2 separate regions of the Homo sapiens genome follow, and region 1 is linked to region 2. The links are chromatin contacts, found by Hi-C or POLR2A ChIA-PET in ENCODE. All regions are on one chromosome and are shown on one strand. The core of a region is the stretch at or near the end of the contact, and the rest is flanking DNA. Distances in the headings are between cores, read along the strand shown.

The links. Hi-C counts contacts between places; a loop is a spot of excess contacts on that map. ChIA-PET counts read pairs that join two places held with the same protein, here RNA polymerase II (POLR2A). Pooled maps may share reads with other maps.
Region 1: a pooled map shows a loop between it and region 2 (2.5-fold over the local background). The contact joins the promoter of FBXL5 here to the promoter of LINC01096 in region 2. A Hi-C loop is called at or near these places in 2 of 50 pooled maps. POLR2A ChIA-PET finds 5 or more read pairs at or near these places in 2 of 52 experiments (B cell and CD4-positive, alpha-beta T cell).

Annotation. Positions count from the first base shown.
Region 1 is chr4:15,653,760-15,657,222 of GRCh38, reverse strand. FBXL5 (F-box and leucine rich repeat protein 5) reads left to right here and starts at 1,866. Exons shown (of 11, transcript NM_012161.4): 1 at 1,866-2,019. The coding sequence starts at 1,936. It also overlaps a transcript of FAM200B not described here. RefSeq lists an enhancer at 1,342-1,461 and silencers at 1,762-1,871, 1,796-1,973, 2,112-2,181, 2,212-2,431.
Region 2 is chr4:13,546,435-13,549,804 of GRCh38, reverse strand. LINC01096 (long intergenic non-protein coding RNA 1096) reads left to right here and starts at 1,981. Exons shown (of 1, transcript NR_015450.1): 1 at 1,981-3,370. It also overlaps a transcript of NKX3-2 not described here. RefSeq lists enhancers at 506-800, 2,170-2,670, 2,671-3,171 and silencers at 1,845-2,144, 2,335-2,454.

The DNA of each region.
Region 1 (3,463 bases), core at 617-3,116, 2.1 Mb before region 2:
TCTGCATTCCAAGATAGCTGGAGTGAAAGATTAGTATGAGGTAAAGAAATAGAGGGTAAATAAGAAAATGCTCTCTGGAGGTTATTAAAAAATATAGAGGCAAAGTCCTGGCAAAAGAACGAGAAACGGGGTGAAAGGGAGAAGGAGGAAGAGAGAAATTAATCTTTATCAAATATTTTATTATTATTCTATTTCTTAAGCCTTATTCCTGCTTCTTAAGACAGACTGTGAATAAGCCATCTCTGTATCCCAACTAATGCAATGACTCTGGGGGTACTGTCAGATCCAGATTTATATGACAGATTTTTGACTTACTAATTTGTGGGACCCTAGGCAACTACTAGAATGTCTTGAAGACTTAATTTCCTGCAGCACTACCTCATAGAGTTGCTTTAAAAAAGTATTACTAGCTTACAGACGGTACTGTTATAAGTGCTTCAAATATATAAATCCTCATAAAGATTCTGAGGTAGGTATTATTAGCTTCATTTCATGTCAGAGCAAACTGAGGCATAAAGAAGTCATATAGCTTGTTAACGGTTGTATAGCTAGTGTCTGGCAAAACCAGGAATCTTAACTTCCAGAGTCTGTGGTTTAACCACTGTTCACACTGTCTATAATAGCATATAGTAATATAAGATTAGAACTAAATAGGGTGCATTCCACTGCAAAGTTCTTTCTCACCTTCTTCTACTCCATTATTTGTTGACTATTTACTGATCCCCATGTTGTCTTGCAACTGTGATAGATAATAGAGAACAAGGGTGAACACAGCATATCTGGTTCTTGCCCTCCTGGAGGTTCTGGCCATTAAGCAAATAACAATTCCTCCCAAGGTTCTCAGGCTTCCCTGTTTTCTCCTATTTCTCTATCTGTCCAGCAGTACTCCAGCCAACCAATCTAAGACTGACCGGCGTGAGCAGAGAACAGAGTCTCCAGGAGGTCTGTGGCCAGGGCCAGGCGATTTATGGGAAAGAGGCAGACATTTTCCTGGGTTAGTGACCTTGTTTTCTCTCCGAACCTCCGCTTAAAATGGCGGGATTTGTACCAAGGTTCTTTCCCGCACCAACCTTCCATTATTCACCCTTCTCCCCACCCCCAAGGCCCGTCGGGCCTATCCCTGACCCGCGTTCCTGCACTTGAGGTGCATTTCCGCACCTGGATCCCCAGATACTGTTTTTCCCCCACGTTGAGTCTCCCGAATTTCACGAGAACTCTCTCTCGCGGTCTCTGCCCCGCCCCTCGCACCCAGGCCCCGCGCCCGCTGTGGGCTGCCGCCCGGGACCGAAGCTCTCAGAGCCCGCAGCTCTGGTTCACCAACCGCTGGGTGGGAGCCAGGCCCGGCCTTTGAGTGGCGGCCGGGGTGGTCTGCGCTCGGCCCCAGGAAAAATCTGGCACGGGCCAATCGCAGGGAGGCGAAGGGCAGCTCCGGAGGTCCTGGCCAGAAGCATTGGTCACCCAGGCCAAGCAGGCGTCGGGGCGTGGGCACAAGCAGAGCTCGCGGCCCTGACCGCGGCCATTGTGCTTGGCTGCCTCTCCTCAAGGCCGTGGTGGGCAGGGCAGCAACGGGAGAAGCGCCGAGAGCGCCACTGCAACGACTTTCCCCTACCCTCAGCTACTGTGCTTTCATGTAGTGAAAGAAACAGGGAAAAGGTTTGGGTTCCTTCTGCGGCTTATGAAGACGACAAAAAACGAAAAGAGTGGGGGCGGGAGGCAGAAGCCGCGAGCCTCTGCGCGCGCCCGGTCACGTGGGCCGCAGGGATCGCATGGCGGCGGCCTGCGCGCCCCCGCGTCCCCGCCGGCCAAGCCGACCGGGCGCGCGCGCCGACGGGGCGGGCGCATGCGCAAGGGGGCGCGCCGCCTCTGCCCCGCGGCGAGGGTGTCTATGGAGAGGCGGCGGCCGCGGCTGCTGAGGCGGAGGCTGAGGCAGTGGCGATGGCGCCCTTTCCTGAAGAAGTGGACGTCTTCACCGCCCCACACTGGCGGATGAAGCAGCTGGTGGGGCTCTACTGCGACAAGGTAACGGAGCGCTGAGCCTCCCGCTGTGGGCGGTGCGGGCGGCGATGGGGAGCGGGCTGGGTTCTTGGGGCGGCCTGGCCTGCGCCGCGCCCGCAGCCCCGTGCCGTCGCCGCGCGAGTAGCCGCCTGCGCAGCTGTCAGCGCCGCCCGCTCCCGCAGCCTGCCCGCCCGCTGCGAGGCCTTCGCAGAGCCGGCCTGGCCGCCGCCTCGGACGTGCTCTCGGGGCGGGCGGCGTCCCCTGCCGAGGGCCTGGCGGCTGAGGAGGGGCGCTACCGGCGTCACTGGCCGCCCTCGGGCCGGCCCCACCGCCGCGCTGGGACTCCCGCTGCTGCCTCTAAGGAGAGCGGCCCTACCTCCTCGAAGCCCTGGGTGCCCCGGCCGGCCACCTGCGGTGGACTCCCATCTGCACCGAGTAGTTGTTCCCGTCCCCCGTCACTCCCCCGGGCCTGTTCGGGGCTCTCCGTGCAGACACCCACCCATCCTCTGCACCTCTCGCTGGCTTCCTGGCTGGAACTGCAGCGTCTCCCAGCTACCCGGTTCCTTTTACCCCCGGCTTTCTTCACTGGTTTGATTTGGGAGAAAAGCCAAGTTTAGAACTGAAGAACCTTCACTCTTCATGTGTCGTTATCGTTTTCCTTGCAACTTTTATTGCCCTGAACACTTACTGGATGTAGATTTTGTTATAAGACAGCAATTCTCTCTTGGATTTCTTTATATGAGCTCGAATAAAGGGGGCCTCAGGAAAAGTTGGTTTAACTGTGAGAACCATTTTGGGCCCATAATTGGTGCAGCATAAGCTGAAGAGGCACTTTTGTGGAGATGGTTCAGGGCCCTTTGCTAGTGATTTTAAAACAATATTAACATTCCACGTATTTGTCAGTTTATGTTGGGGAAAGTCATGGATATCTGCAAACCTCAGGCAGTCCCGTTTCTTGTGGAAATGATCCAACTAAATAAAGCATTCAAATGACTACTGTTTAAGCATAGAAATCAACTTTTAGGAATTCTCAGAAATTGCATAGCATTATGCAGAACCATTGTCTACAGAAAAGAGGGGTGTTTCATAGCTCAGCCAGGCGATTGGAGGATGCCCAGGGTATTCACTGTTAGGCCACACTCAAGACCAGCAATTTAAAGCAGTGACGTTGAATTTCAAATCTTAGCACTCCATCTTCTCCCTCCCTCCATTCTGAAAATTTAGAAACACCCAGTTCACATGAGTTGGAAACACCAGGACTGTCTAGGACAATGGTTTGCAACCTTGGTTGCTTATTAGCCTTAAACTAAAAACTATTAGAAGTCCTGATGTCTAGGTCACTAAAATTAGGATTTCACCCAGACATCAGGTATAAATGATTAAAGCTCTCCATTTGAGTGCAGTATGCAGCTGAGGGTGAGAACCACTCATCTAGGAGAAGCATGAGGAATGGTTAAGCCATTAAGCA
Region 2 (3,370 bases), core at 732-3,231:
GTAATCTCAGCACTTTGGAAGGCTGAGGTGGGCGGATCACCTGAGGTCAGGAGTTGGAAACTAGACTGGCCAACACGGTGGAACTCCATCTCTACTAAAAATACAAAAATTAGCCAAGCGTTGTGGCGGGCACCTGTAATCCTGGTTACTCGGGAGGCTGAGGCAGGAGAATCACTTGAACCCGGGAGACGGAGGATGCAGTGAGCCGAGATTGCGCCATTGCACTCCAGCCTGGGTGACAAGAGTGAGACTCCATCTCAAAAACAAAAACAAAAACAAACAAAACAAAACAAAACAAAACATTCCTTTGGCGCCAATAAAACACACAGGGATGCCTGTGCCCTAAATGATCATCCAGCGAGAGCTCTGGTTATATACTCACAGCAAGCAGCTGTGGAATGCAGGATAGGGTAGGAGGTGGGCCAGGGGCTTGCTGTGGCCTCCGTTCTGAAACCGATCCCAACACGCCCGCGTCCTGCTCCAGTCCCTTCCCCTTGGCCCTGGAGCGAGGTGAGTCTTCAATGGAGGTGTTGATCGTGCCTGGGTGAGTTTTTAAAATGAAACATCTCCGCTGTTAGATCTCTGGCAGCGCGAGGCTGTGTACACGAAACTAGAAGCAAAACAGTCCGTTTCGTGTACTACTTATTCCAGTACCTCCCCATAAAAGTACGCACAACCCTAGAGGGATGCCCGCTAGGTGGCGCTCGTCCTCCACCATACCCAGGAGGGTTCGAGGCTGGCACGTCTTTTTAACACCCTGAGGGGTGATCTCCAACCCTGGCTTTTTAGGTAAGAAAACTAAGCCCCAAAGAGGGTCTTGCGTGAGGTCGCTTGGCTACGTCTCAGAACCGCGCGCACAATCTGGTTTCTGAACCTAATGAGTTTCCATCACCTGGCTGTCTCCCTCTACACACGGTTTAGTTTGTTGATTATAATAAAATGGTGTGTTTCCTTCTTTCTACACAACGAGGTTTACGTTCAGATCCGCAGGCCTTGGTGTGATTTGTTTTCAAATGCGTGGAACAGAAAAAAAGTCATTAGATTTGTCTGACTAAATTTTTTCTTTGATTACCTTAAATCCGAACGAAGCTCCTTTTCCAATGAATAAGCAATTAAAAATGGGTAAGGTCTATGATGGGAAACAATTAATAAGGTTAATGAGAAAAGCCGATTAGAGTAGAAAATCCAACTGGATTTGACATCAGACAAAGCCTGATTTAAATCCTGACAGCCACTTACTGATAGTCAGGAGTCTCAGTTTCTTCATCTGTAAAACGGGCATAACAATGTTTTCTACTCATTCCAATCCCAGGGGTGTGTACATTCAATGAAACAATAGGCTTTGGTTCCTGGCACACTGTCAGTGAGCAATATTTGTTAAAATATAAAACTACCTTTTATATTATTATTTATAGTATTATAAGCTGGCCAGTTACAATACAGCCTCTCTCTGCAGTCTGATATATTTTGATCGTGTGCATGAAAAACGCTGCAGGGCGCTGGATTACTCAGGAACGCAGGCGCGGGTGCTGGACGCTTGGGATGCTTAGGCGGTTTGGATCGCCCTCGGGAGTCTGCGGATTGGGACCGACGGTCAGTGCTGGGCGCGACCTCTGCCTGGACCTGGCTCTGGGGAGCCGGCAACGCTGCCCCTCCCTCCCCTCGCCCCCGCCCCCACCCCAAACACACACACACACCCTTCACTTGCTCACTCAGTGAAGCACCGGGTTCAGAAGGCACCGGGTCCAAACCCTCGTTTTAAAGGACTGGAAGCTAGAGAAGGCAGGTGACTTCAATCAAGGTCACCGGCATCTGAGGGACGAACCCCGCATGGCCTTTCGTTGCTGGGCAGCACCCGGCGCGCGCGACCTCCGGCCGCTGGCGTCAGGGAAGGCGGCCCAGGGCACAGGTGGCGGGCGTCGGGGGCGAGGCGCGCGGTGGCGCAGCCAGGAAATCCCGAGCCCACTGGGCGCCCCCCTCGGGAGCGCGGGCACGTGTGCAGCAGTTTACTGCGCGCCCCCGAGGGCCGGGGCTTCCCCTTCCCCGCCCCCTTGGCTTTCGCAGTCAAATCCCGCTCTCCGCCCGCCGCCCGCGGAAGTCTCACCGCGCAGCAGCACCCCCAGCCCGGGCGGTTCCGGGGACCGAAGGGCGCGGCACGTAGGGGGCCCGTAGGATCCAAACTGCGGAGGAGAAGCAGGAGGAGGGAGGAGGAAGAAGACAAAGGTGTGGAGGAGGAGGGGAGGGAGGAAGAAGGAAGAGAGGCAGAAGACTAGGAAAAAATGGGCCCGTGGGCGCGGAGGGGGCGCGGCGGGGTAGAGAGGCGCGGACGCTGAGCGAGCCCGGTGCCTCTCGAAAGCCTCACCGGCCGCCCGGCCGGGCCGCGCAGCTCCGCCAACTCCCGGGCCGGCCCAAGCCGGAGCGTGGCGCCCGTCGGGAGGTTGCAGAGTTCCTGGAGCTCACAGCTGAGCCCGAAGGAAGTCGCCCTCGATGGGCAGGAAGCGGGACCCAGGCACGCCCGCGCGGTCGCGTCCAGATCTGCCGTCCTCCGACAGGCGCAGGCCTGCTGCGCCTTCGCCACACACCGCCACTCTGGGCCTGGACTCCGTAGTTACGCCGGGATATCTCTGGGCATACAACCACCTCCCCTTCCCCACAGTCTTTTCATCTCCACCCGACCCCTTGCTAGGAGCAGCTTCTAGTTGCAGCTCAAGACCCGCGAGTTCACCCTCCGCGCCAAGCACCCAACTCCCGGCTCTGCCTACAGTCACCCACAGACCTAATGATCGACTAAGCGCCGTAATGGCCCGAGATGACACCAGGAGACTCCCTTGCTGTGCGCCTCCGGAAGACGCGGAACGTAGCCCCTTTCTCACACTCCTGGGACACAAAAATACCCGACAACTCAAAGTCGCCAAACCACATCTTTTCATGCTTTGAAGACTTCTGCCCAAGGCTGTGGCAGGAGTATGTCCAACTGTGATTTGGGATTCTTTTTAAACATCGAATCAAAGGGAAGAGGGGAGGGATTCGCAACTAAATGGTAGTTGTTTTCAAGCAAGTCTTTACGTAGCCCCAAACCTACTCTAGTATTCGGTGATTCAGCCCCAAAACATCTCTGCCTGCCTTTATGTTCGGATCTCACTCCATTATTTGTCAGCACCAAGTACTAAACCCACAAAGCGATCGCTGTACGGGACACCAAACCCATACCTGCCCGTCCCCTACCTTCCAGGCAACCAGTGTCAATCTCCTCACTATACATAATTCCCAACATCCCTGCCCGAAGTGAGGAGAACGGTAATTTAAATAATACAGCGGGGGAGGAGAGGACACACTGTTTTTGAAAGACTGTAAGCATTCTGCTGTTCCA